Linked DNA regions of Homo sapiens: all the other regions are linked to region 4. Evidence: chromatin loops called from intact Hi-C (ENCODE). Cell type or tissue: mammary epithelial cell. All regions are shown on one strand. Region 1 has its middle 39 kb from the start of SOD2. Region 2 overlaps FNDC1 (fibronectin type III domain containing 1). Region 3 has its middle 84 kb from the start of SOD2. Region 4 overlaps FNDC1 (fibronectin type III domain containing 1). Region 5 holds the start of LOC101929142 (a long non-coding RNA gene). Region 6 has its middle 71 kb from the start of FNDC1-IT1.

Region 1 (5,000 bases), 400 kb before region 4:
TGCCTAGGTGATGATCTTTTTACGATAAATTTCCCAGGTGTTCTTTGTGCTTCTTGTATTTGGATGTCTACGTCTCTAGCAAGGCCAGTTTTCCTTGATTACTCCCCCAAATATATTTTCCAAACTTTCAGATTTCTCTTCTTCCTCAGGAATACCAATTAATCTTAGGTTTGGTCATTTAACTTAATCCCAGAATTTGTGGAAGCTTTGTTCATATTTTCTTATTCTTTTTTCTTTGTCTTTGTTGAATTGGGTTAATTCAACAACCTTGTCTTTGAGATCTGATTTTCTTTCTTCTACTTGTTCAATTCTATTGCTAAGATTTTCCAGAGCATATTGCATTTCTATAAATGTGTCCAGTGTTTACTGAATTTTTGATTGTTTTTTCTTGAAGCTATCTATTTCCTTAAATATTTCTCCCTTCACTTCTTGTATTGTGTTTTTTTGGTTTCCATGCATTGGGCTTCACCTTTCTGTGGTGCTTTCCTGATTAGCTTAATAACTAACCTCCTGAATTCTTTTTCAGGTAAATCATGGATTTCTTCTTGGTTTGGATCCATTGCTAGTGAGCTAGTGTGATTTTTTGGGGGTGTTAAAGAGCCTTGTTTTGTCATATTACCAGAATTGGTTTTCTGGTTCCTTCTCATTTGGGTAGGTTCTGTCAGAGGGAAGGTCTAGGGCTGAAGGCTGTTGTTCAGATTCTTTTGTCCCATGGGGTATTCCCTTAATGTAGTACTCTCCCTCTTTTCCTATGGATGTGGCTTGCTGTGAGCTGAGCTACAGTAATTTTTATCTCTCTTCTGGGTCTAGCCAGATTCCGGCTGGTATTGGGGGTTGTCTGCAGAGTCCTGTGATGTGAACCATCTATGGGTCTCTCAGCTGTGGATACCAGCACCTGTTCCAGTGGAGGTGGCAGGGGGCTGAAATGGACTCTGTGAGGGTTCTTAGCTTTGGTGGTTTAATGTTCTATTTTTGTGCTGGTTGGTCTCCTGCTGGAGGTAGCTCTTTCTAGAGAGCGTCAGCGGTGGTAGTATGGAGAGGAACTGGCGGTGGGCGGGACCCTAGAACTCCTCAGAGCATATGCCCTTTGTCTTCAGTTACCAGGGTAGGTAGGGAAGGCCCATCAGGTGGGGGCAGGGCTAGGAGTGTCTGAGCTTACTCTCCTTGGGCAGGTCTTGCTGCTGCTGCTGTGGGGGTTGGGAGTTAGGTTCCCAGGTCAATGGAGTTGTGTTCTTAGGAGGATTATGGCTGCCTCTGCAGAGTCATGCAGGTTGTCAGGGAAGCGGGGGAAAGCCGGGAGTCATAGGCCTCACCCAGCTCCCATGCAATCCGAAGAGCTGGTTTCACTCCCACAGTGCCCCTGCCAACAGCCCCAGCAGGGCTTCAGAACTTGCCCCAGGCTACCCACCTCCCAGCTGTGAAAGAAAAGGGTTTGGTTCTTTCCTTGCCTGTGGAGTCTGCACACCAGATTCGCACCCTCCCCCGAGTTCTGGGCAGGAGGCTTCTCACCCAGTTCAAATTGTTACAAAGTTCAGCTGGAGACTTCCTTCTCCCCGTGGCATCCTTCCCCCACCTCCACCATGCCTCTGGCCACCCTCCCGAAGGTGCCTGGTGGTGCCAGGCAGGAATGGCCTGCTTGGGGGCCAGTGAGCTCCCAGCGCCTTTCCGCTGCTTCTTCTACCCCTGTAATTCACTCAGCTCTCTAAATTGACTCAGTTCCAGGTAAGGTCAGAAACTTCTCCCGTGGAGCTGCACCTGCTCGGAGGAAGAGGATATTCTTCCTCTTCTGGGTCTTACAATGTTGCCCCACGAGTTAGCTTAGGCCTTGCTAGCAGTCTTCTCCCTCCTTGAGTCCTGGCCTGGTACCCTACTCCCATTTCTTCTCTTTTCTAGGGAATTCATCTTTGCCAAGGCTGTTGAGGTTGGGGTGGGGAGTGAAAAATTATTTTGTCTTTATTATACCCTCTAGATGAACCTCTTCTCTTTAAACTCCCCATTCTAGAGTATGCCCTGGGGCTCATCTGAAAATCAAAAAACCATCTGCCATCTGCTCTGAGTTTCAGATTGAATTCCTAGGCATGCCTCAAGGTTAAAAGACCTCTGTTTCCATTGCTCTCCAACAACTTCTAAGGTTAATGTCCCTTAAAAGCTCCATTTTCCATCAACCAAGTAAATCTCAGAATTCTTTTTTTCTATTAACTTAAATATATTTGTTCCATAACCGGTAGGTGGCAGTATTTCTACACTTTTCTGCCTTTCACGTTATAGGATTTACCTAAAAGCAGAGTGGGTTCAGGGTGTTGGAACAGTCTTAAAGGAGTTCTGCTAAGACACATATTACCCAGAAGTTTTTGTTTTGTTTTGTTTTGTTTGTTTGTTTGTTTGTTTGTTTGTTTAGATAAAACAGAGTCTCACTGTGTTGCCCAGGCTGGTCTTGAACTCTTGGGCTAAAGAGATCCCCCTGCTTTAGCTTTCTGAGTACCTGGGATTACAGGTGTAATCCCTAGAGATTACAGGAGCTCTACCCAGAACTTTTTTGTTGTTGTTCACTGAGAACTGATAATCTTTTACTTTATTTTCATTATCAAACTTTTAAATTATTTTTATTCTGAGACAATCTAAAATTTACATAAAAGTTGCAATTATAGTACAAGAACCTTAGTTTTTCCAGAGTCACTGGGGTGTAAGTTGCTGACGTGACGTCCCATCACCGCTTAATACTTTATGTGCATTTCCAGCAAACAAGGCCATTCTCCTCCATAGCCACCATATGGCCATCAAAATCAGGAAATTTACGCTGATACCTTACCATCTTGTAATCCTCAGATGCCATTCAGATACCATTCACCAATTGTTCCAGTAGTGCTCTTTGTAGCAAAACCCAGTCCACAATCACCCCGAGTATTTACTTATCATATCTCCTACCATCCTTCAAACTGGACTGGCTCCATAGTCTTTCCTTGTCTTCCATTACCTTGATACTTTTGAGATTACACGCATTATTTTGTAGCATATCCCTCAATTTGGGATTGTCTAAATTTTGTAATATCAGATTCAAGTTACGCATATTTGGCAGACATCTTATTGCATACCATCAGATGGCACACCGTGTTGATTTGTCTCATTATCAGTGATGTTAACTTTGATCACTTGATTCTCCTCGTGTCTGCCAGCCTTCTCCATTGGAAACAGATTCTCTTTCCCTTTGTAGCTAATAGGACTTTTGTGAGGAGTTACTTTGAGACTATGTATCATGTTTATTATCAAACTTTCAAATTATTTATTTATTTATTTATTTATAGACTGACGAATTTTTATTTCTTTCAATAGGTTATTTTGATGCTCAAATTGTTTCAGATTTAGTCAGTGGAAAGTACTTCGAGATGTCTTTTATGACCTTTTGATATGCCCATCAATAATTTCTGGTACAACATGTTCAAAGTTCAAATTGTATTTCCTCTGATCCCAAAGCAGCCATTTCTCCTCAGAGCCCTGGGTCTTTTTGTGTAGAGTGGTTTCGAGTGAGCTCCTTGCTGTTAGAGTATCATTGCTTGTGGGTCTTTTTGATGGGCAGAGCTAAATACCTATATAGATATATATGTATAGCTATACATATATACATATACACACATACTTACAGATATTTTTATATGTACGTATACATATACAAAATATATACATATATGTATAGATATACATATGTATACATATATACATATACATATATGTATAGATATACATATGTATACATATATAGATATATGTATAGATATACATATGTATACATATATACATATATGTATAGATATACATATGTATACATATATAGATATACATATATGTATAGATATACATATGTATACATATATAGATATACATATATGTATAGATATACATATGTATACATATATAGATATACATATATGTATAGATATACATATGTATACATATATAGATATACATATATGTATAGATATACATATGTATACATATATAGATATACATATATGTATAGATATACATATGTATACATATATAGATATACATATATGTATAGATATACATATGTATACATATATAGATATACATATATGTATAGATATACATGTATACATGTATAGATATACATATATGTATAGATATACATGTATACATGTATAGATATACATATGTATACATATATAGATATACATATGTATACATATATAGATATACATATATGTATAGATATACATATGTATACATATATAGATATACATATGTATACATATATAGATATACATATATGTATACATATATAGATATACATATATGTATATCTATACATATGTATAGATATATAGATATACATATATGTATAGATATACATATGTATAGATATATAGATATACATATGTATAGATATATAGATATACATATATGTATATCTATACATATGTATAGATATATAGATATACATATATGTATAGATATACATATGTATACATACATACATACATGTATAGATATACATATGTATACATACATACATACATGTATAGATATACATATGTATACATACATACATGTATAGATATACATATGTATACATACATGTATAGATATACATATGTATACATACATGTATAGATATACATATGTATACATACATGTATAGATATACATATGTATACATACATGTATAGATATACATATGTATACATACATGTATAGATATACATATGTATACATACATGTATAGATATACATATGTATACATACATGTATAGATATACATATGTATACATACATGTATAGATATACATATGTATACATACATGTATAGATATACATATGTATACATACATGTATAGATATACATATGTATACATACATACATGTATAGATATACATATGTATACATACATACATGTATAGATATACATATGTATACATACATACATGTATAGATATACATATGTATACATACATACATGTATAGATATACATATGTATACATA
Region 2 (5,000 bases), 78 kb after region 4:
AGCCTCAATGGCCCTTTCTGGCCAGAGCCTCATGCAGTACTGGGATTGGCTGCTACCTGACCTCCCACTGACCCAGCGACATGCCACCTTATGGCACTCCCTCGGTGGCCACCAACACTATGGATCAAGGTCAGACCCCAGGACTTTCCTGAGCTGGGTGCCTCCTACACCTCCAACCCCGAATGCCACCATTGACCCAGAGCAGCACTTAGCACGAACCACCTCGAATATTCCTGGTTCCTTGCACATGACTTCACGTGTGCAGCAGGGTCTGTTCCTCGACCAGAGATGTCCTTCCTCAGCATCTTTCTCCAACTAATGCCTATGTCCTTCTCAAAAGGGCTCAAATATAGCTGGCCTTGACCTCCCAGTCAATTCACCCTCAAAACACCTGTGCTACCTCTGTCCTAGCACGTATCACCTGTCTGTATTATCCTCATCCAGCCCTCCTTGCCTGTGTGTCCTCTGACAGCAGGCACTATGTTCATCTGACTTTGTGTCTTTGTCTGACTCCCAGTAACCCTTGCTGAATGGATGAATGAATGAATGAATGGACCTCCTTCAAATGGAGACTCACACAAAGTTAGAGCTGGGGGGCCCTTCACAATATCTAGGTCAATCCCCTTGCTTTGCTGATGAGAAAACTGAGGCCTGAAGAGTTATGACCCACCCAAGGTCACACAGCCAAATTGGTGGCTCAATTAGGACCTAATAAACCAGATGAAGGGACGTGACACCATAAAACAGTCCCTAAATAGCAGAGCCCAGCATTTAAATGGCACATTTCTCCTGAGAAGTTCAAGACACTTTAACGCTGTGAGCATCAGCCTCACCACCTCTGTGAGATGTAGGGACTTGTCAACCATATAGATTAGCCACTAATGTTTCTCAGCATTTTTCCTTGACTTAAATGGTCCAGTAAACAAAACTGAGTGTCTTAGCACAAGGTGGTAGCACTTCCGGGAGCCTTCTGGTTAAATACAGTCTCAAAGGTTCAAAGTTGTGATTTCCACGGTAAAGATCAAGCACTCACAGAGAGTAGCAAAGAGTTTGGGTAACAGGTTAGACACCGAGCACCGGCTCTAAGATGCCAACAGGCGAGCTTAACAGGACCACCAAGGAAAGGGGGCTTCCCCACAGTGAGGACCCTGCTCACATCCACAGGCCAAATCCATCTTGTAACAGAGGCTACATTCACTGCCACTTTGTCTTAAGTTTAGCCTTGTTGGAGTTCAACACATTTCAGTACCTCACATAATCATTTTTCAACAGCCGACAGCAATGTTACAGAAGTAAACTCAGGAAGGCATTCTGAGCAGATCAAAGATGTGAGTGTTGGCACTCACATCCAGCCTAGAGAAGAAAACAAGGAGATACAGTAAAAGCTCAAACCAACCAGAACAGGGGTGTCTGCAGGGAGAGTGTGGGATCTGGACCGCAAAGACTGAGTATTAGATTACAGACTTAGGGAAAACCAGTTAACCTCTCTGACCTCAGCTGCCCCAGTAGCAAGATGAGGATGTTACTGACTTCGTAAGGTCACTGTGAAAATTAAATTAAATAACAGAGAGAAATGGTGAACTCCGTAACACTTTAAACTGCCAGTTATTATTAAAAGGAAGTAAAAATGTACACCTAGGAATTCCTCATAAAACTGAAAATAGAATTATGTAGATTGTACTTTATAGATTATAAGGATGCCATAATTAAATCATTTCGTCCACATGTAGGAGACTGCGGTAAAAAAAATGTGAGCAGCATCTACTTTGTAATTAACATGAACACCTCTCAAGTTATTTTGCTACAAGTGTAGCATTATTATAATAATTAGAATACATAGTATATAATTATAATAATTTGACATTATAATTGTAATATTATCCTCTCTGGATACAAAAATTAACATTGGTGGTGGAAGGGAGAGGCTGAGACGGGACCCATCAGGGCCAAGGAGGCAGTTCCTGAGGCTGGTACCCCTGAGACATCCCTTGCTCTCACCCCATCTTCCAGCTGCTGCATCTTTGGTGGAGGCCTGCAGAGGCACCAGCGGCACCCCAACAGCCAGCGGGCTTCTGACCCCAGCTGCAGGTCTAGGCAATTTCCTTTCTCATCAGTGCTTATTTGAATTTGCTAACACGCAGCCATTTCGACTCTTAATTAGTGATCTGTCCTTTCCCATTTAATATATGAAGAAAGCGCCAATGAGTAGAAAAATTGCCAAAAGGCAAGCACTAAGGGAGAAACAAGGCAGATAACTGGATGTTTGTCCTAATTTTCTTATCTCTATAAAGCCGCAGCGACAGCTAAGTCCAACTAGGGCTGCACGGAAGGGCCTGCGGGTGGTGGCTTCGGCTCCAGAAGTCCAGGAGCGCCCTCTAAGGGCCTCAGAGCGCAAGCGCTGCCCAGGCCGGGCCGAGGGAGGAAGACGCAGGTTTTTCATAAGCAAGGATAACTTTTAGGAGGGAGGAAAACGGGGTGCTCACGAATGTGAATAACCAATTCACATACCTCCCTGATTCCAAATGTTCTAACATACATCTACAAAAGTTGGTAAAAGAGATGGATGAAACAGTATCCACCACTGTCCCCCAGCGACCCAGCTCTCCATCCCAAAGGCACCAAAGTTTGTAGTTTCATGGGTATTCTAACAGAAACGTTCTGTGCAGTTACAAGTAAATACATACACATACATAGTCCTTTCTCTCCTTTACTTTTATACCTTTAAATACCTCTATTTTTTAACTGAAATAATAGCTTCTGATAACAGTTTAATTATAACTCAAGAAATCCCTAAGTTCCATGGGGGGCCAATGAAAAGAGGTCTGCTCCTTAATCAGCCAAGGGTGATGGAGCCTCTCCCGAAATGTTTGCTTCCAGGCTCCCTGCCCCCCTCATCCCTTGAGGTAGGAAGAATAATGATCCCCCAAAGATGTCCTTGTCCTAATCCCGAGAACCAAGGATGTGGGCACCTCTAGAAGGTAAAAAGAGCATGGAAATAGATTCTCCCTTAAAGTTTCAATGCAGGCCTTGATTTTTGCCCAGTACCGCACATTTCAGACTTCTGATCTCTATAACTATAATAAAGATCATAAATTTGTATTGTTTCAAGTCATTAAGTGTGTGGCAATTTGTTATAGCAATAGGAAATGAATACACTCTCCTTCCCCTCCTGTTTTCAGGGAACGGGCCTTTAGAACTTAAGTATGATGTGAATGGTCTTGGTAGAGTATATTCATCATGCTCTGGAACTGTCTGGTGATAACTTTCCAGGGGTGCAAATTGTCACTCTGCAATCCTATTACAACCTCTGATTCCACAGGAATAAATTTCATGATCAGTTGATGAACAAAACAGCTCTTCCATCTGCCATTGGCGGGTGCCAGTGCACAAAAAAGGAGAGAGGGTCTCACCACGTTCTCTCAAAGAGGACTGAAGTAACAGGGAAACCCCATAAAGCCACATGCAGGTTGAGCCACAGGCGAGCTTCTAAAGGCTTCCAGAGATGGAAGGAGCCTCCTTCAATTGACCTATTCTGAAGCGCGGAGACTAGCCCAAGGCCCCCAGAGGTGCAGGACAGCACTGCCACTCACACCCAGGCATCCTGATTTTTAACCTACTTCCCTCCGTATATACCAGTGTGTCTCAAACATTTTGGTGTCTGAATTATCTTCTATTCTTAAATTTACGAGGATGCCAAGGAGGTTATGTTTCTGTGAGTTTTATCTATCCTTATTGACTTTACTGGGAATTAAAACGAAAATATGTACTTATTTATTTTAAAAAACAATAATAAACCATTACATGTTGACATACAAATATATTTATATGAAAAGTAACTGTTTCCCAAAACAAAGAGAAATGAGTGAGAAGAGCAGCTTTGTTTCTACATTTTGGCAAATCTTTTTAATAGAATATCTCCGATCTGCTTATGCATTCAATCTATTGCAATATGTCGTTTTGCTTGGAGAAAACCCAGCCTCACACAGATGTGTAGCTGGACAACTATTTCAATAGCCTTTTTGGATAATTTTGAAAAATCTTTGATATTACACCAAAATTCATCAAGTAGCCAATTCTTAGAATCTGAAATCATATGAAGAATTTTTCATATTTTGTTACATTAAAAATCCATTGGGCTATCATGCACTTTGAACAGACCTTTTACCCATGCAAGATTGTTGTAAGGCTATACACTGGTCATTTGGATCTATTGGTTTATTTGGTTATGCAGATCATCCAAATGTTGACACATTTTATGAGATGACATTTACAAATCACATTCATTTATATCACCATTGATCTCACTAGAAAAAAATTTAAATATTGGGAAACTTTCAAGCTTACAGTGGTGGAAACAACTTGGCAAAATTCTGATTTTCACTTGAAAGCTGAAATGTTATCATTGGCAAGCAATAATAGCAGTTATTTTACTAGAAGTAGCAAGTTCCCTTTGTTCATTTTTGAGAAAACATCGGCCAAATACCCAAGTCAGAATAGCTCTAGTTTGTCTGTTGTCATTCTTTGTGGTAAATACCACATTCCATTTTAAAAAACCAGCTAGCTTAATGCATAACACAAACAATCACACCAGTGCTTCCCCCTGGGGTTGCCACTGAACTTGGTCATCAGCAGTAGTAACTTATGTGTCCTTCCCATTTATTTACACTATTAAAAAGACATACACTCAAAGATACAAAGATTTGGTAAAATTAATAATTTTACTGTGGCATCAAGAACATTCTTAATGAAACTGGCAAATTTTTTTTAACTGCAAAGTCCCCCCAAAATTCAAAGACTACTAGTGCATGGTGATGTCCCTGCCTTGATTCTCAGTAAGACACCCGCAGTTTACCCATCAAGCTTTTGCACCCTCAGTGCAAATGTCAACTGTGAAAAAGGAAAATAGCATCTTAGTAATCTTAGTATTACTTTGAAAATAGTTTTGACATGGAAAATTCCCTAAAAGCTTCTTTAAAGAAGAAAATAAAAATCATCCCTAA
Region 3 (5,000 bases), 360 kb before region 4:
GTAGCTTGGTGTTAAACATGAAAATCTCAAAAAATATATAATTAATTGAAGCTATAGTGGAAATTTGACACTGTGAGCCTGGTAGCAGTCTCTCAATAGAAGCAGCCTTACACGTCAATCTGGACTTCCATGACTAAATTCAGGAAAGAAATAGCTCTAAGAGTGAGGGATGGTTATAGTAGGTCTTGCATGCTGTTTAAAAACAATAAAGGCCAGGCACAGTGGCTCACACCTGTAATCCCAGCACTTTGGGAGGCCGAGGGAGGTGGATCACGAGGTCAGGAGATCGATACCATCCTGGCCTACGTGGTGAAACCCCGTCTCTACTAAAAAATACAAAAAATTAGCTGAGTGCGGTGGCACATGCCTGTAATCCCAGCTACTCAGGAGGCTAAGGCAAGAGAATAGCTTGAACCCAGGAGGCGGAGGTTGCAGTGAGCCGAGATCATGCCACTGCACTCCAGCCTGGGGGACAGAGTGAGACTGTGTCTCAAAAACAACAACAGTTTTTGTGGGAGTGTATTCAGGTGTCCAAATATTATCTGTACCTAAGCAGTGGTTTTTGAATGTTTCGTTCATGGATTTTTTTCTTTAAACGAAACATTACTCTAAAGGCTAATATTAAATCAGATGAAGACAGAGCTGCTTTAGTTGAGGCCTGGGTTGGGGGCTGAGCCCTCATTCTTGGCTTTTCCTCCTTGAGGCAGCCCACGAACACTTCTGCAGAACTGCCAGGCCTCTTGAGGAGTGGCTGGAATGCCATCTGTTTGTGGGAGACCAGAACATGCAGCCCAGAACATGAAGGTTTGTTGAACTAAAGACAAGAGAAAGCAGATGCAGGAGAGCTCTCTGCCCCACCTCGATTTGCCTAAAGTGGGACATAGGTTTGCAAAGACAAAAGGTGTCCTGCCGCGCTTCTACCAGAGAGAGTGAAGGTTAACCACTGAACACAACTTTAGACCTTTGTTGTCTGGAGATGGTACCAGAAGAATCTATAGGAGCAAGCTTTGCTAACTAGCCTTCGTCTGCCATTTATTTGCCTTTTACTAGTTGCTGCCCCTAGCAACTTTTCCTTTGTTTTGTCCTTTTTTTTTTGTTTTGTCACTTCTCTAAAAATTAACTGTTCTTTGTTGAAGACTCTATATAAGCTGAAATCAAGGCTACCTCTTGGAGAATTACTCATTCTCTGGGTGTCTTATATGTCATGTATATACAAGACATACATGTTCATAAGCTTCTGTTTGTTTTTCTCTTGTTAATCTGTCTTTAGTTCTAAGGAGTCCATTCCAACTAAGAACCTATGGGGGTTGAAGAAAAAATATTCTTCCCCTACACATCTAAAGGAGTGACTCTTTGAGATCTCCTGGCACACACTAAATCGACTGCTACTCGACCATTCGAGTGTCCCTTGAATGTGGTGTTGGTTCATGGAATCTCTGCTATAATTCATCCAAAGAAACTTTGTACTTGGCCATAAATAATACTGTGCCATTTTTGAGTCAGGGAAGACTCTCATTCAACCTAGGTGGGTGTTCAAAGTAAACCATCTCTCAAAGCCAACACATGTAGAAAAATAAAGTTTTACCCTAATAGGCTTTTCTGTTTCCAATGAAGAATGAAACCTGGAAGATGGTGGGAAGGTAGCTGGCACCTCTGAGAGTCAATGTGCAGGACAAATGAAGCATCTGAATCTCACATCCTGGTTTATTCACTGGGGCATGAGCTTGAGGGTAGATAATACATATTTTCCTCTCTTTGTAAAAGGCCTGGACTGGGCCAGATGACACTTGGAAGCTGACCTCAGAAGGCTCTGTTTGGAAGGCTGTTGTGTGTCATATGATGAAAGCTGTGGGGATGGTGACCAGGCCAATGGTTCCCAGTGCCAAGCTTGGTCTCCACAGCTTCAACTTCATTCCAAAATAATTGAAAACATGTGGTAAAATATGCATTTTCTTAAGGTTCAGAATTTCCTTGGGATGTACTTTCCATACTATTTTCGTTTAAAATGCTGTGGCCAAAAAAAGTTTGTATGTCAGTATTTAAGTGTTTTCAAACAAATCTTTTAAACATAAAAATTCTGAAGGATGAACACAGGGCCGAATCATAGTTCTGAGAATTGAGGCAGGTGAGCAGCCTAAAGGAAATGGCTTAAAGCAATATTTCTCAAAGCAAAATGATGAGTTTTGTCATTACAGTTTATAATTTAGTCCAAATGTCTTATACGCCTGCTCTCTTAAAAATAATTCTTACATCTGGACATTATGTTTGTGACATCCAACAAAGAGGAAAAAAAGCATCTGCCCATATTTATCCTGCACAAGTTTCCATCTGCAGCAGAAATAACAGCGCCAAATGTTCATAGGGACCAAGCAGATAAAGAATGTGAGGGAACCCAGCTGGGGGTGACTGTGACCACCAGGAGAGCAAGTGCCCATTTAAAGAGAGTTGCCATTTAGAAAGACAAATCCTGTGTTGCCAGGGGTTCTGATTTTTCAAGATACGCTGGAAATTAACATTTTAATGTAAAATATCCTGACTTTTAAAGTTTTTGAAATTAAAGATAGAAGTACAATGTATCGTCCAATAAATACCCTTGAAGGACAGACTTGGCCTGGGGCTATGAGTTTGCAATCTCTGGTCTGCAAGGTGTGCTGCTGGTCTGAAAAGTTAGGTGGCAGCAGAGCCCCACTGGCCTTGCAAAAGGATGGGACAAGTACTCATCAAGATACATTGGGGTTTCAGGGTTGGGGAGTAAGGTTTGTACTATCTCTGTTTCCAGCAGTTTAGTGGGAAGAATGAGAGACAACTTTAAGATGAAGTCAGAGAATGCAGCAATGCACATGTGGGTAGAAGTAGGTGAGGCGAAAAGCGAGTTCCAATGAGAAGAGAAGATCTGGAGCCATGGCCACTAGAGAGCTTGCATCACATTGATGAATGGCTGAAGAGGAGCTTAGAAGAAGCATTGGCTGATGCCAACATCTGACAAATATTTACTCCTGGGTAGTGCTTTTAGCTCTCTCAAGACAGAAAGATAAATATCTGTAGTTATTAACTAATTGTCTTCAGGGCACCTTGTTACCTTTCTCTTCCTCCCCAGCCTCACTACCTCAGTAAACTCCAATTTCTTTTTTATGTTGTATCTCAACCAGTTGATCATTTAGAGTTGACTGCACTCACAGCTGAATCTCTCCCATGATTGTAAGCTCACTTCAAATAAAAGGGCCCCCACCCTGTTCCCTATACTACCTTTGGGTACTGTCTAATTAGATATGCCATGATTACAGTTAGAAGAGTGAGACCAATCAGGAAAATGAGAGAGTTTTCTTGGGCTGAATATGAAGATTCAGAAGCAAATAGGGTAAAAGGTGGGATGAGGTTCATAGGTCAAATATTCTAACTCTAGTAGGTAACTAACTGTATGGGAACTTACGGAGCTATCCTAGCCTCACCAGGCCCACTGATATGAAGTGTCACAGGCTGGGAAGAACCTGAAAAGTCCTCCCACCTCCACTGTATCCCATGTAGCTGAGACCAAGGAAAGGCAATGTCAATTGTCTTTTAGAATCAGACTCTAAAAAAGAAAAAAAAATGTCCAGAAGATTTCTAATTCTCACCAAATTGGAGTAAAACTATTGAAAAAAGGATGCTAACACTATGCTAATGGGAACATTAATCCAAAGAAAACTGGGATGGCTATAATGATATCTGACAAAGTAGATTTGAGAACAAAGTAATTAACAGAAATAAAGAAGATCATTTCATAATGATAAAGGGGTCAATTCAAGAGGTTATAACAATTATAAACACTTATGTGCCTAATAACAGAGCTTCAAAACATGTAATGCAAAAACTGATAGAACTACAAGGACAAATAGCCAGGCCACAAGCATGTTAGAGATTTCAATACCTCTTTATTAATAATGAAAAGAACAAGTTGACAGAAAAATTGTCAGAGATATAGAAGAGGACCTGAACAACACTGTTAATGAACCTGACCTAATTAGCATTTATAGAACACTCCACATAACAATAGCAGTATACACATTCTTTTCAAGTGCACACAGAGCATTTACTAAGATAGATCATATAATTAGCCATAAAAGAAGTCTCAATACGTTGAAAATAAGAATACTTATACAGTAAATGTTCTCTCATCTAATGAAATTAAATTAGATATCAGTAACAAAAAAAATTCTAGAAAATCCAGATCTTTGAAAATCAAACAACACACTTCTAAAAAACCTCATAAATCAAAAAAGAATTCAAAGGAGAAATTCAAAAGTGTTTTCAACAGAATTAAAATGAAAATGCAGCAGATAACAATTTATGACATGACACTAAAGTAGTACTTGGGAAAGTTAGGGCACTAAATTATATCAGAAAAGAAGAGAAGTCTTAAATCAATGACTTCACTTTCCAACTCAGGAAACAAACGATTTCTTAAAAAGCAAATTAATTTCAAAGTAAGTAGAAGAGAGGAAATAATAAAGAAATTAATAAAATATATACTTGAAAAACAATAGAGAATATTTATCTTTGAGAAAAATTAATAAAATTAATAAATCTTAGCCATACTGACCAGGAAAAAAAGACAGAAGACACAAATTGCCAATAGAAAAAATGAGAGATGTGATATCATTACAGATTCTACAGATATTAAAAGATAATAAAGGACTATTGTGAACAATTTTATGCCAATAAATTTGACAACTTAGATGAAATGGGCACATTCCTTGAGAGATGTAAATTACCAAAGCTCACTCAAAAAGAGATAGATGACTTAAATAGTCCTGTATGTATTAAAAACATTGAATTCGTAGCTATAAAATTTCCCACATAGAAAACTTCAAGCACAGATGGTTTCACTGATGAGTCATACCAATTATTTACAAAAAAAATTATTCCAGTTCTACCCAAATTCTTCCAGACAATTAAAGAAGAGAGTACTTCGTATGTCACACTGTGAAGCTAGCATTACCTTATAATAAATGATAAAGGAT
Region 4 (5,000 bases):
TGAGCTGAAGTTGAAGCAGCACAGATGGGAAAACTAGGCAGCACCCTTGGGCCAAGCTAGGCTTTTGCTTTTCATCCTAAAAGAAAGGGAAAGACAGTTAAGACATTAAACCTATACAATTAGGTCTGCATATTCAACACATCTCTCCTGTGCAGAATGCCGAATGGATTGGGTGTGGGAGTGGAGATGTGGATGGGACAGTCTAGTTATACAGCTCTTACAGTAACCAGGTGAGAGATGGCAATAGCTTAGATGAGCACAGCATCTAATGGAGAGAAATAGATGGGTTCAAGAGGAATCCAGACAGCAACATTGACCAGATTTAATGATGAGTTGAATATAGAAGTGAGATAGAAGGAGACTTGAAGATGCTTCTAAGGCTTCAGGCTTGAGCAAATGTGTGGAAAGTGGGACAGTTCTCTGAAATGGGAAACACAGACAAGGGCCAGATTTGGGAATGGGAAGGATGGGAAGGATCATGAGTCTGATTTTTTTTTTTTTTTTTTTTTTTGAGACGAAGTCTTGCTCTGTTGCCCAGGCTGGAGTGCAGTGGCACTATCTCGGCTCATTGCAAGCTCCACCTCCCGGGTTCACACCATTCTCCTGCCTCAGCCTCCCGAGTAGCTGGGACTACAGGCACCCACCACCACGCCCAGCTAATTTTTTTGTATGTTTAGTAGAGACAGAGTTTCACCATGTTAGCCAGGATGAGTCTGATTTTTTATACACCAAGTCTGAGATGCTCTGGAGACATCCCAGTGATGACATCAAGTGATTTTACGATTTGCATCTGATTTTACTATTTGGGGCTCAGAGGAGAGGATGGCCTGGCCTTGAGATATAAATCAATGACTCATTTCTGAGATGAATTAAAACCATGTGCATGGTTGAGACTCTGAGGGGAGAGAAGACAGAGCAAGAGGAAAAGAGGCCCCAGGACCAAGCCTTGAGAAATTCCACCACTGAATGTTGTACAAGCCTGCAAGGAGATGAAGAGGTTGAGAGAGATCACACAAGTTAAGAAGAAGGAAAAGATCAATAACATCGAATGCACCTAAGAGGTGCACGTGATTTTATTTAGCACCCTATGATCACTGATTAGTGTCACACAACTAACAAATGGGCAAGCTGGGCCTGGAAGCCAGGTGAACTGGACCCTGGAGCCCTCCCCACACTGTTCCCTAGAGGAGAGTCATTGAACTTGGGAAGAGTTGCTGCCCTCCTCACGGCATTTCCCGTCTGGCACAGTGCAGTCAAGCCCTGCATATGCTTCCACTGGTGCTGCACACAATGGCCCACCCCAGAGGGGACGGAGGTCACACGTGTGCCACGGAAACCCAGCTTCCAATGGAGTTGGCAAAGCTTAGACTCTTGGACCTCTGGCTTCCATCAGAACCCTGCGTTTCCCATGTAAGGCACTGGTTTCTCGGCTGATCCTGTGTCTGGGTTTTGATAAGGTGCTTGCTGGGCACATCATAACTCCTGATCTCTCTGTTGTTCTCATCAAAACCAGTCCTGAAAGTGACTGATGAGCTGGTCCTGAAAAACTAAGAGGTCATCACGTTGGTGATTTCCTACAGAATCACTCCTAATAAAGTAATAACTTCATTCATTAGGAGTGATTTGGGAAAGCAACAGTTTGCAGGCAGGAATTCTAGGAGTTTCACACTGTTCGGGCACCACTTCATTACACATTGACTTGACTGCTTGTGAAAGAAAGAATGGCAGGTGAAAATGAGCAGAGCACACAACATCCATGTAGCCAGCAGGATTCAAATGCCCTGCAGGGGGCCCGATAATGTGATGCTTCATTTAAGTTTAGGATGTATTCACTTGGCTTCGTTGTTCTGCAGATGAAAGAGCCGGTGTTTGGTTCACTAATGGATGACGAGCTGCCGCTATTCTCTCTCTGAGCCTTGCGGAGTCTGGTGTTTTCCCCCACACCACAGGGTGTCATGTGCTGCAGTGTTCCACAGTAATCAGCTTGACAGGAGTTGGCACGGCTCTGTATTGGGAGTGCCTTATAAACACCTCATCCATATTATTTATGCTAGTGTCGTGAGTACTCATGATTAGGGCTCTGAGGTTTCGTTTCAGATGAGGTGCAGGGTGGGGCATGTGAGGACATGAAGGCTCTAGGGAGCTTTGAATGGCTTGGAATGCCTAGGCATGGGTGTTTCAGAAGCCCGACCTCTACAGGACAATACAGAAATCACATCTAAATTAAGTCTCAGAGACATTTGTTGGGAGTTCTCTGAAAGCTCCTTCTTCACTGCAAGAACCCTTGAGGCGTGTTTGGTGGGGCCAATACACTCTCATTCTGCAGCCAATGTTTCTTAGAAGCCCCTTGAATCAGGGCGCAGTGATATATTTATGTTAAGTAATATCTGTTATGCAAGAGGTCAAAAGCTAAACAGCTTAAAGTAAGGTTTTAAATTATTTTTCTGTATGCTTTCTTGCTTGCTTTTAAAAATTACCATTCACAGAAGTGTGTTCAATTAATAAAAAGATTTTCTGGATGTTTGATTACAAGCTTGCCTCCTTCCATTGATTGATTTGCATTCTATTTGGAACACCACAGACTTCACGGCGGTCCGTGTAGCACCTACCCAGGACTGCACTTTTAGTTCCACTAAAGACTCGAACCCCTTAATCCCAAACCCTCCCTGCATCCCACGCCCTTCAGTCTCACCTGGCAGAATACCCAGAAGCCTTCTTTTCTGTGTCCCTTATTCTAGCTTTTGCGCTGCTGTACAAATTCCACAAGAGAAGATGCTCTTTGGATATTCTTGGACACATTTTTTCATTGTAAGATATAATAGTGGGAACACCAAGACAAGCACTAGAAATTTTGAATTGTGCGAACTGCACTAGCACAATAATGGCAGAGAATGTCAAACTCTGACCTCTAATGCGACCGCTACCTCCCAGTCAGAGACACACACAGCCACAGCCATACTTCTTCCTCTTACACAGCTCAGAGGCCCAGAAAAAAAATTTGCAATTATTCACAGAAAATATCAATTCTCTTTCCATAAGAACTTAAATTTCAAGATGTATCTTCAAATATGTCCTTGGCAGAGTGAACTTAAACATCTCAGAGGCCAAGGAGGCTCAAGATCCTTGGGCATTTTTTCATCACCTCCTATTCCCACATAAGGAACTGAGAAGCACCCAGATTTGTCTGGAAGCACCCAACAGACGTGAAAGGAGAGAAAGAGGCAGAGGCACAAGCCCAGGGCTGACTCCAAAAAGGGACAAATGTGTGGCCCAGCGGGAGCTTATGGTCACGCTCACTGCAGGATCTGATCCTGCAAGGAGCTAGCTGGACCCCCTGGCCATTTGCAAGATTATAGGATGTTAGAGATGTAGTGATGTTTTGCATATGGGGAAATCAAGGCCCAGAAAGATGAAGTACTGAGCTCAAGATCATGCAAATCAATCTGGGACGCGGATTTAGGACTTCTGACTTCCATCCAGTAGTCCTTACCCTACCCCATGAGGCTTCCATTGTTGCCTATATTTCATCCAGTTGAAGGAAGACATCTATCCATCATCCCATTCATCCATCCAACCCATCCAACCCACTCATCCATGCATGCACCCATCCACTCATCCACCATTCTTTATTGTCCACATTTCCCACCTACAGATCATGGGAACTCTGATTTCTGCTTAGGACACACCTGTGACCACATCTCCTGGGGTGGCTTTGTCCCAGTCCACAATGACAAATGAGTGGCAACCTTCCACGGCCACCACGGTGATGTTGCGGGGAGCATGCTGGGGAGGCAGGTCACTCTTCTTCAGGTCATTGGGGATGATTTCATCCAGGCTGTCCACTTGGAAGTGATCCAGTGCATCAGTCAGAGAGCACGGGGCTGATGGGTCTTTATTTAGGTACGTCACGTAAGGAGCTGGAAAAGAACAGAGATAACCAATTGGATTGCTGGAGGCTTTTTCTGGAGGCAGAAACATAGCATCTGTTCCACAGAGTCAGACCCACCATTCGGTCTCTTCCTGCTGGACGGAGGCTCCATCAGCCTTGATGCCAAGCTCAGAAACACACCCCCAGCTCTCCTTGATGGATCCATGTGTTTGTGTCTTTCAATCTGGTAATTCCAAAAGATCCTATTGCCCCATGGACATCAATGACTATGCCCGCAAAGTGGTTTTGAGAGATCATGAAACTATAATTCAATGTAATATAAGCCTGCAGCTCGCTGCCATTCCTGTGCCCCACATTTGGAAAAGGGTGAGTCAGGCCCACCCAACACTTTACTAGCATTCTCTCAACACAGTTCATTTCCTTGACTATCTTGGGACCAGGAAAAAATCTATACTGATCAAGATATGCAGCCTTTAGCTTCAACCCTGGGTGGCCTTCCCTAGAGCTTCATAAACCACCACAACAATCTGGAGCATCTGTGCATAAGGCCCGGCCTGAACTACTGTCTACAACATTACTACTCAGTATAACAATAGCTACTCACATTTACAGATGGCTGAAGATTTTTCTACATACTTTATTTCAGGGGATACATGGTCCTGGGAGTAAGGCAGGATATGAACCGATGGCCTCATGTTACCATCTCGCCTGCCAACGCTGAGAGTACCCACTATGCAAGGATCAGATAGCAGGCTGTCACCCCCAGCCCTTAACTCTTTCTATTATATCCCACTAAATTAGAAATGCCAAGGACTTGGGATTGGGGCTTTATATATGCAAAACTCTCAAGTGATGTCCAGTAACAATGTCTGGCAATTTCTGAAGATTCCACTGTATCTTTTGGTGCTAGGTTGTCATTCTCATTGGCTATTTGGACTGAATGCAGTTTTTAGTTTCTCTATTTGACTTTTGGGCAAATAATGAAACTAAGGCAGAAGTCAAGAAGTTCTTTGTAACTAATGAGAACAAAGATACAGAGTCCCTGGGACACAGCTAAGGCAGTGTTTTCCAAAAATTAGTCTGAAGCTAGGCCTTTAGAACTTGTCCATGG
Region 5 (5,000 bases), 210 kb before region 4:
CCCGAGTAGCTGGGACTACAGGCGCACACCACCACTCCCAGCTAATTTTTTTTGTGTTTTAGTAGAGATGGGGTTTCACCATGTAGGCCAGGATGGTCTCCATCTCCTGACCTCGTGATCCACCTGCCTCGGCCTCCCAAAGTGCTGGGATTACAGGCATGAGACACCACACCCAGCCTCACCTTTCTGTAAGTCCAAATAAAAATAAAAGCAGCTGGCAAATCTAAAGTGAGATATAAGTGGATTTCTCCTCCAGGTTCAGGATCCAGATGTTGTCTCTGCCAGGTGTCCTTTCCCACCTTGCCTTCTGTTCTCCTCTCCCCTCCTCTCCAGCTCCATATCATGCTCTGCCAAAGAATGCAAGCCTTCACGTGAGCTGAATCCATCCTGGGCAATACTATTAGGCCCATTCTAAAGCCGGGGTTGGTAAACTATGTCACAAGCTACATCTAGCAGAAATGATTTTTTAAAATTTAATGGTTGTAAGAAAAGAAGAAGAAGAAGAAGCCGGGCACAGTGGCTCACGCTTGTATTCCCAGCATTTTGGGAGGCCAAGGCGGGCAGATTATTTGTGGTCAGGAGTTCAAGACCACCCTGGCCAACAAGGTGAAACACAGTCTCCACTAAAAATACAAAACTTAGCAGGGTGTGGTGGTGTGTACCTGTAATCCCAGCTACTCAGGAGGCTGAGGCAGGAGAATCACTTGAACCCAGGAGGCAGAGGTTGCAGTGAGCCGAGATCATGCCACTGCACTCCAGCCTGGGTGACAGAGCAAGACTCTGCCAAAAAAAAAAAAAAGGCCAGGCACGGTGGCTGGCTCACACCTGTAATTCCAGCACTTTGGGTGGCCGAGGCGGGCGGATCACGAAGTCAGGAGATTGAGCCATCCTGACTAAGATGGTGAAACCCCGTCTCTACTAAAAATACAAAAAAAAAAAAAAATTAGCCAGGCATGGTGACGGGTGCCTGTAGTCCCAGCTACCCGGGAGGCTGAGGCAGGAAAATAGCGTGAACCCACGAGGTGGAGCTTGCAGTGAGCGGAGATCGCACCACTGCACTCCAACCTGGGCGACAGAGTGAGACTCTGTCTCAAAAAAAAAAAAAGGGAAGAAAACAGAGACACAGAGACAGTCCACAAAGCCTAAAATATTTACTATTTCTCTCTTTCTAAGGAAAGGTTTGCTGAGTCCCATTCTAGAAGTAACTGAGTATAGGGGGAAGTCAATTATAAAAAAAAAAATGGCAGCTACAGCATCCCCAGAATGGATGAGGTGCTGGAGCACTAGGTGAACATGTTACCTTTCTATTTTTTGAGAAGTGCTGTTTCCTTTCCTGACAGAAAGCTGGGATGACCTTCCTCAGGTCTTAGAAGATGCAGAGCTCTCATATTATAAAATGGTACACACTGTCTCTGTCTCTCTGTATCTAAACACACATATTATATATCTAATTTAATTTACAATAACCTATACCTTATATCTATATATTATTGTGAATTAAATTAGAAAAAGTGAATAAGGGAATGAGAATTACAGATCCAATTATAATATGTGATTTACATACATATGGAGCCTGGACTCGTCTTCCTCTCCCAGTCAAGTGTAGCTATGGCGTCAATTAAGATTTAGATGATGTTCTCAGGTCTGGGGAATGAATTGCTGAGTGCCAGGAAAATAATGCTCAAGTGTCTGTGCACGCACGGAGCTAGCTGGACGCCGCTCCGACAGATTTCCTTTGCGTATCGAGCATCTGAGCTCTGCAGAAGTCTCTTCTTAAAGTCATCCTGAAGCCCCTCAGTCCTCAGATTGCTGCAGTATCTTATTGTTTTTAAGCCCCTCTGTTAACTTAAAGATTAAATATTTTTGCTCACACTCTCTAAGTGTCTGAAAATGCTCAAAATATTGAAAGATGGAGAAATATACTTGAGAATCTTTTTATTTACTTTAAAATGAGTGTGGGATACTTTCTCCTTCCAGTCTCTCTGGGACTGACTCCAGCTCTAACCTGGGCTTGCAGTGTGGCCAGCAGTTCAGTAATGTCCAACTTGACCTAAGTCTGATTTTTACTAAATCAAGAACTCTACTAAAAGATGTAAAAATGTGAATGATTGTTGTTTGCCACCTTGAAGGAAAATAGCAGTGTTAAATTAGAACATTCTCTCATCTTAGAGATGTTACTAACAGGTGACATTTGGATGCTGTTTCAGAGGAATGGGATTATACTGAATATTTTTCTAATATTTCTTTCGTTGTCACAAGGTGAGAAACAACTGGCACTGTTCTAAGGGCTTAATATGCATTAATTTAATTCTCACATCTCATGAAGCAGGTGCTGTTGTGAGCCCCATTTGACAGAGGAGGAAACTGAGGCACAGATTGGTAAATGGAAGAGCCCAATTTCAAAGCCTGATGATTTCGTTTCAGAGCTTGGACCCTTTCCTGGCTGACACCAGACATTCCTAGAACCCCTAATTATGTGCTAGAAGAGTGATTCTCCATCCTAACTGTAAATAATTTGTAGTTATATGTAAAAGTGGAGTTGGGTTCCAGGCTCAGAAAATTATAAACAAGTTTGTCACCTGCATAACTGTCTGGTGGGACATTGAAAAGTTCCACAAGATCGTCTTCTGCATTGTGGGCCCTCTAGTATTCCAGGCCTCCACCCACTAAATGAGGTCACACCCCATCTTCATGACTATCAATAAAGTAAAACAGGGCCAGGCGCGGTGGCTCACGCCTGTAATCCCAGCACTTTGGGAGGCCCAAGTGGGTGGATCACGAGGTCAGGAGTTCGAGACCAGCCTGGCCAACATGGTGAAGCCCTGTCTCTACTAAAAATACAAAAAGTAGCCAGGCGTGGTGGTGGAAGCCTGTAATGCCAGCTACTCGGGAGACTGAGGCAGGAGAATCACTTGAAACCGTAAGGCGGAGGTTGCAGTGAGTCGAGATCGTGCCACTGCACTCCAGCCTGGGCGAAAGAGCAAAACTCCCTCTCAAATAAATACATAAATAAAGTAAAATAAAGCCCCTACACATTTCCAAAATGCTCTCTAGGGGGCAGTAATCCCTCCATTAAGAACTATTGGTTAGCTTTTTGATGGTGACATTAAAGCGTCATTTCTCTAGGTTAAATCAACCTGGATAAGAGTTCTAGCCACAGGCACATGTCTGTGTTTCTACATGAGCATGAAGAAGCGAGTGCACTGTGGAGAGGATATGAATAATATCTCCCTCCCTTCCCAACTAAGGGAAGCCGGCCCACGCCTGCACTCACATGAGACTGTTCCCCACGATGGCACAGTAAGAGGAGACTTGAGAGAGCGCCCTGCTGTTTTGGTCGTGTGTGATGTTAGTGACTGCGTCATAAGAACCAAAGCTGATGCTTGATTGGAGTGTGCTAGAATCCAATCACTTAGAAGTGGGTCCGCCAGCAAATATGCAAGATTGATTTTTGGAAGCGATGCTGGAAACTGTGGCTGGCGAAGGTAGACGGAGCTTTGCTTTCCAATATCTGCAAGGGGCCGACTTCTCCGTAGCCTGTGTATGTCGGGGCACTCTCAGGCTTTCATATCGAGCCAGATGTTCCCACTTCCTTTTGATTCTCTTGCTGATGGAGAAAATTGCCGCTCTGGGGGATGAAATACTTCCCAATGACTTGGAAATTGTGATGGTAACTTGTAGTTGATGAATCATGAGTTGTTACCACAGGCCCCACAAAGACCCGCAATGCACACCAAAGACGGGCACCAAAACCACCCCAGTGGTATGGAGAGAAGCACGTGGTTCTCTCATTTTGAACACTCTGTGTTTTAAAGATATCAGTAATGTCTCCCTCCCTTCCCAAATTATTTTCTCCCAGGGAAGCTCCACGTTATGACATCTTCACAGATGCAGTCAACTGTTTTCTTTAAATGTCATTGGCCACCGAGGAGAGGTAGGCCCTAAGTCTTGTGGCCCCAACCCACCCTGCTGAGAGGTTGGTATGTGGCTCCTGTTTTGGGAAAGAGGAGGTAGGCGGTTACGTGACTCCCCCACTTCCTCCAGCTCTCTTGGCAAGGCTATTGGCAGATTGGAGCTTGCCCCGCTCTGGACTCAGAAGTTCTCATTTGCTACATTAGGCTGCTTCATCTGGCTCCAATGGGAGGATTCTTGGAAAGTTCTAAACTGGGTTACAGCCGCATTTTAGGCTGCCATTAATTGATTGTTCAGAGCTAAAATTAGAAAAAATACATTATAACGACTTTTACCATGTCAGAACCACCAATATTTAAAAATATTTCACGAATGTAATTGCTGGTGTGAAATATACTTGTTTAACCATCCCACCACTAAAGGAAAATCTTGGACTGAAATTCTTCATTTCAGGAAACAAATTATAAATTTCAACAGATAGTGGTTTGCCTCACTGAAGAGACACAGGCTTCAGGACCCAATAGGCTGGTTTTAGGATCTTGGTCCCTCTATTTACCAGCGGAGGGCCCCAATAACTTACTACCTCTCTGAGTCTCAGGTTTCACATCTGCAAAGTGTGGTTAAAAATATCTGCTTTGCAAAATAGTGTTTTGCACAAGGCTAACTGATAGAGAGAGAGAGAGAGAGTTAAAGACCAAACTGATAATTTTGTCAACAGCATGGAATAGCAATTGGGAAATTAATTTATTATGTCCTCTGTGTGGTTAACCAAACTAAATGTTTATTTAGCTAGGGTATTGTGTCTTGATAACAGCACCCCCACAAGAGAAAATTTAATATGTTGTAAATTAGGTTTTGGTATCAAAAATTTTGATAAGGTATTAAAATGTGGTACCTAATTTTGAATTTCAAAGACTGTGTGGATATTCATATAGCCACAAAAGTTTGTATACAATTTTAGAGGGTCCACAGACCACTGAATTCCATGCAAGGATCCCTTGAGGATCTATGGACCTTGTATTTGAAATCCCAGAATACTGCTTACTGAGAGATAGCTTTTATACTTGGGGTTCTAGATTTTGATAATC
Region 6 (5,000 bases), 59 kb before region 4:
CCAGGGCCAGCCCAGCACACGCAGCATCTTCGTGGAATGAGGGAAACCTGTCCCCTGCAGTGGATGGATTCAATGCATCACATCTGTGTGGATGAATGAGAAAAAGGCTGCCAGCAGCTCCATGCCAGGCTCAAGGCTCAGCAGAGCTGGGTGGGCTTCATTCAGCCCACGGGTGCCCCTTACCAGGTAGAGTCTCCCCAAGCTCGTGTAGACCCCTCCAGTAACATGGTCTTTCTTTTCCTCCCTCCTCCCCAGAACATGGGACAAGAGAATAAAAGTGGGCTCACGCCTGTAATCCCAGCACTTTGGGAGGCCAAGGTGGGCGGATCACGAGGTCAGGAGTTTGAGATCAGCCTGACCAACAGGGTGAAACTCCGTCTCTACTAAAAATACAAAAATTAGCTGGGCGTGGTGGCGGGTGCCTATAATCCCAGCTACTCGGGAGGCTGAGGCAGGAGAATCGTTTGTACCCGGGAGGCGGAGGTTGCAGTGAGCCGAGATTGCACCATTGCATTCCAGCCTGGGCAACAGGGTGAGACTCTATCTCAAAAAAAAAAAAAAAAAAAAAAAAAAAGTGAGATTAATTAGTGAAGGAAAAACAGTAAAAACAACAGGAATATGGAGGCAATGATTCAAAAGATGACAACCCGTTATTCCAATGATGGGACACGATTTCCAACTCTGACACAAGCATCCTTTAACTCACACTTAACCACAAGCCACTAGGAATCAGCACAACTCAGGCACACACATCTGTGAACAAGAAAACACAGGAAGATCTGTTTTCTCTTTTCAGGGAAGACCCTAGGAGCTCTGTTCATAAGTATTTTGAAGCTCCCTGCAGTCACAGGGTTGCCGTTCTTTCCCTTAGTAAGGCCACAAGGTAAATATGTTTTCTTCTCTGCTCTCTGACCAGACAGAAGATTGCCTCTGCTTATAAAATCATCTGTAATCTCCGGCAAGGAGGTTTCTTCCATGGCTTAGGGTCTTATTTCCTTCCGTACTGGTCCCCACCTCCCAGCCCCCATATCACATGGGCATCTCGCCTTTGCTGGCCTGGTGGCCCCTTCTGGTTAAACTTCTCTGGCAGCTGGCCGAGGTGCAACCTCCTGTATCTGGACATGAGCGGGCTTTGTCCTCGCCCCTATCACAGCCAGCCAACAGCTAGCCAGACAGCCTGGTAAATAGGGCAGTGGAAATTCAGCTGATGAGTGGAGGGTTTCCAATATAAATTTCCCTTTTCCCACCACAATTTTATAGAACTTTGCAAAGATGCACATCAGCACTTTTGCAAGTTGGCTGTCTTCTGAAAAGCATCAAGCTTGTCAAAGCTTTAACTTTTTATGTTGTTATTTCAAATGGTTTGATCAATTATCAAGCACATGATGTCCCTGTAACCCTATCCTAGGCCATAAGAAGAGGGTTTGAATACCAGGGTTTTAGAAAAGTCTGTTTGCCACATCAAGGAGAGTTTTATGTAACCCTTAGTACATTTTCTCTTTATCCTGACATCTCATTGCTATTTTTTTTTTTTTTTTTTTTTAGTATATTGGAGTACATTTAAATTCTGGCTATACAAGCCAACATTTCTGTAAATCATCTTTCTGCCCTCTGTTAATAAGTGAATCTACAGCAGAGAGGACTGGCTTGGTTAGCTGACAACTCCTATGTAATGGGACTGAAGTAAGAAAATGTTATTAACAAAGTGACAGCCCTAGGTGAAAGTGCAAGAAGTTCTAGCAAATTCCAAAAATATTTTATAGGCTCTTGATCTCATTAGGCCCTCTTTTGCAAAGGAAACTTACTGGGCAGTTTCTTAACTTCCTGTACTTCTCAGACTAAACTCAGAGCATTCACAAAGGAAAATTGGTTTCACTGGCTTGATCTTAAACCCTTTCCAGTGAATCAAACAGTAGTGAATGTCTAGAATACACGTCAGAATCAACACTGGGAACTTTTCTAACTTACAATGTTTTCTTAGTTATGTGCCAAAACAAAACCTTGCCAAGAGGAATTATTTTGATTTAGAGATATGGCTGGTCTTATACAATTTGAGCTCTTTGAGGGCAAAACTGATATGTGATTATCTTTGTATTTAAACATCTCAAAAAGTAGTTTTTGTAACTGAATGGAACCTAATACCAAGGACTTGACAGCTTCTCCAGGCATTAAGAGGCCACAGCATGCCCCTGGTCTTGGCTCATACATCTGCCCCTGCTAAGAGGATGCTGCCTGACCCACACCCCGGCTGCTGGGGTAGCGCCTCCTCATCTCTCAAGACCCATCTTTCCAAACTCTTTCTTGAGCGTTTTCCATTCATTGCACCCCCTGGCTCCCTGCACACACTCCAGTACAATTGATCATCCTTTCTATCCAACTCCCACTGCATCTTATACATCCTCATCTCCTCACAAGGGACACCCCATTGCACTTACAGGTGTACGTGTAGATTCCACTTTGTCCACCAGGGTTTCTCAAGCTCTGCACTGTTGACATTTGGGGCCGGATGACTCTTTGCTGCAGCATCCTGTGCATTGTGAGGTATTTAACAGCATCCTGGCACCCAGCCTGCTGGGTGCCACTAGGAACCCTCCCCCAGCCGTGACAGCCAAGGCTGTTAGGCATTGCTACATGTTCTCTGGGAGGCAGAATTGTCCTTATTGGAAACCACTGTGCTAGACTCAAAGCTCATGAGGGTGATGGCAATGTTTTATTTCTCTTTAAATTCTTAGCACTTTGCTCAATTCCCTGTCTACATTGGACATTCAGTATTTTTTGGATTTTGAGAATCAAGTGAATTAATGCATGCTAATACAGTATGAATACTCAACAAACCTTAACTGTGTTACTGCTATTATCTGAAACTATTGCCCATCTCAGCAATAGGCAGTGATTATAATACTGACTTTATAACTTTCTGGTGAAATTAAATGTGTAGGGTAGGTGTCCAGCTGCTCTGGTGTGTGGTTGTGTCCACTTTGAACCTGGGCTGTCCTCTGAGATGGGTCAAGATCTTCGAAACCCCAACTAAAGCTCTGGACCCCTGTCCACAGGTTTATGCTAGACCTGGTAATTCTGGCTTCCAGACCCTTCTTAGGTGCTAACTTTAGTCCCTAGAGCTTGCTTCAGCTTCTGCCAGCAGGCCTGGCCTAGGTCGTCTCAGCCACTCCACTTCTTGCCTATCTTGACTTCTAGAAAGGTTATAAACCTCCACCACCATCTGTCCCTTCTTGTCTCAATTGTGCCTGTTAAGTTAGCCCATGACCCAGGGTGACTTGTTTCGCCATTCTTTGGGCCCTGTAATTAGGTTATCTTCGAACTACCCAAAAACCAGCAAGATCTCACACATTCGCCCTGGCCTGGTGTATATCACGCTAAAGACAGCCTGCCGAGAGGAAACTGTTCCTTGGAACAGTTGAATTTGTGACTCTATGCATATAAAGTTCAGCCTGACCGACACTTTGACCCTCCCACTGCTTTGGTGTTGGGAGAACATCACTCATGACAGAATTCAGTGAGTTGTAAATTATCAACAGTGGTGACTTAATTGACAATTGCTGTGTTATAACATTGTTATCACTTATATTAGGGTTCTCTGGAGGGACAGAACTAATAAAACAGAACTAATAAAAGGGAGTATATTAAGGAGTATTAACTCACACAATCACAAGGTGGGGTGCCACAGTAGGCCATCTGCAAGCTGAGGAGCAAGGAAGCCAGTCCATGTTCCAAAGCTGAAGAACTTGGAGTCCAATTTTCAAGGGCAGGTAGCATCCAGCATAGGAGAAAGATGTAGGCTTGGAGGCTAAGTCAATCTAGTCTTTTCACGTTCTTCTGCCTGCTTTATTCTGGCTACACTGGCACCTGATTAGATTATGCCCACCCAGATTGAGGGTGGGTCTGCCTCTCCCAGTCCACTGACTCGAATGTTAATCTCCTTTGCCAACACCCTCACAGATACACCAGGAACAATACTTTGCATCCTTCAATTCAATCAAGTTGATACTCAATATTAACCATCACATCAATATAGGAGCTCCCCCAGTAACTATGGTCCTTTTTGAGACCCAGGATAATGTAAGACAGACAAGACTCTGACTTGTCACTTGGGTAATATCAGCCTCCTGGTAACATAGGTTGCCCCTGTTAGGCTGGCAATGTGGCCCCTATTCAGAGCAAGTTTAACATACATATATCCTATTATAAGGAGTATGCTGCTAGCAGAGATCAGAAAAGCTAATCTGTAGATGGGACTTTTACCCCCAGTAGTATTTCCCAAACTTGGCTTCTTATTTATTTGTTTCCTTGACCTTCACTCAGTCACTTACCGATCCATTCATTTATTTGTTCACTCAACAGACATTTATTCAATACTGGGATGTGCCAGGCACCCCATGCTACAGAGTCAGGGAAGCAGTGCTTAAGCCAAACTCTGGTAGACAAGTAGGATTCCACTAGGCAAGATGTCAAAATAGCACAGGCAGCTTAAAAACTGACTTTTCTCTAGGACCTACCCTCCAGTATTCCAATTCAAAAGGTCTAAGGTGGGCCCAAGGTTGGATTTCCTAAAAGCACACTTGAGAGCTGCTTTCAGCTGTATGTACCTTAAAGGAGGGAAGGCACCATGACCCTGGAATGGCCCAGTGCCCTAAGAAGTTCAAGCAGGGTGCTGGAGAGCTGTCAACATGTCACTCTGAGGCCAGGCGAAGGGAATGCAAGTTCTAATAAGTCTGGTACATTCATCAGCTTCAAAACTCCTCTTCCTAAGCTGGAAGGCCAATGTATGCCAATTATCTTTTACTTTGCCCCTTTTAAAGATAATTATCATTCAAAAAATAAATATAAAAAGATTTAAATGTTAATCTCCTCCAGCACAGGTTAAAGATGGTGATGCAGGCTTCTAGTCCTGTTGGATTTTGGCCAAACTCAGTTATCTGGATGGACTTTTTGCTACTTACATGCCCAGCTGAGGCCCTAGATTCCCTATAGCTGATCCCATT

The links. Peaks named below come from ENCODE experiments on the same cell type or tissue, not always from the same donor. Only the 100,000 strongest peaks of a DNase experiment are listed, where the experiment ranks them.
Region 1: it touches region 4 in a loop (2.8-fold over the local background); 28 of 110 quality-filtered maps call a loop at or near these places.
Region 2: it touches region 4 in a loop (9-fold over the local background); 9 of 110 quality-filtered maps call a loop at or near these places.
Region 3: a loop joins it to region 4, with 17 times the contacts of the local background. A loop is called at or near these places in 9 of 110 quality-filtered maps.
Region 5: a loop joins it to region 4, with 15 times the contacts of the local background. A loop is called at or near these places in 5 of 110 quality-filtered maps.
Region 6: it touches region 4 in a loop (4-fold over the local background); 3 of 110 quality-filtered maps call a loop at or near these places.

Annotation. Positions count from the first base shown.
Region 1 is chr6:159,651,961-159,656,960 of GRCh38, reverse strand. No RefSeq gene overlaps it. Among named protein-coding and RNA genes, the nearest start is that of SOD2, 39 kb to the left of the region's middle. In mammary epithelial cell, a CTCF peak has its summit at 2,239 (motif pointing right); no DNase peak of the experiment used is centred here.
Region 2 is chr6:159,171,822-159,176,821 of GRCh38, reverse strand. All of the region lies in intron 1 of FNDC1 (fibronectin type III domain containing 1), which reads right to left. Among named protein-coding and RNA genes, the nearest start is that of FNDC1-AS1, 4.3 kb to the right of the region's middle. RefSeq lists an enhancer at 2,211-2,505. In mammary epithelial cell, a CTCF peak has its summit at 2,381; no DNase peak of the experiment used is centred here.
Region 3 is chr6:159,606,846-159,611,845 of GRCh38, reverse strand. No RefSeq gene overlaps it. Among named protein-coding and RNA genes, the nearest start is that of SOD2, 84 kb to the left of the region's middle. In mammary epithelial cell, a CTCF peak has its summit at 2,671; no DNase peak of the experiment used is centred here.
Region 4 is chr6:159,250,219-159,255,218 of GRCh38, reverse strand. FNDC1 (fibronectin type III domain containing 1) reads right to left here. Exons shown (of 23, transcript NM_032532.3): 17 at 3,687-3,917. Among named protein-coding and RNA genes, the nearest start is that of FNDC1-IT1, 12 kb to the right of the region's middle. In mammary epithelial cell, a CTCF peak has its summit at 2,184 (motif pointing left); a DNase peak (open chromatin) is centred at 2,068; H3K4me3 peaks cover 417 bases; H3K27ac peaks cover 563 bases.
Region 5 is chr6:159,461,694-159,466,693 of GRCh38, reverse strand. LOC101929142 (a long non-coding RNA gene) reads right to left here and starts at 3,337. Exons shown (of 3, transcript XR_943178.4): 1 at 3,275-3,337; 2 at 183-347. RefSeq lists an enhancer at 3,677-4,182. In mammary epithelial cell, a CTCF peak has its summit at 3,070 (motif pointing right); no DNase peak of the experiment used is centred here.
Region 6 is chr6:159,309,292-159,314,291 of GRCh38, reverse strand. No RefSeq gene overlaps it. Among named protein-coding and RNA genes, the nearest start is that of FNDC1-IT1, 71 kb to the right of the region's middle. In mammary epithelial cell, a CTCF peak has its summit at 2,476; no DNase peak of the experiment used is centred here.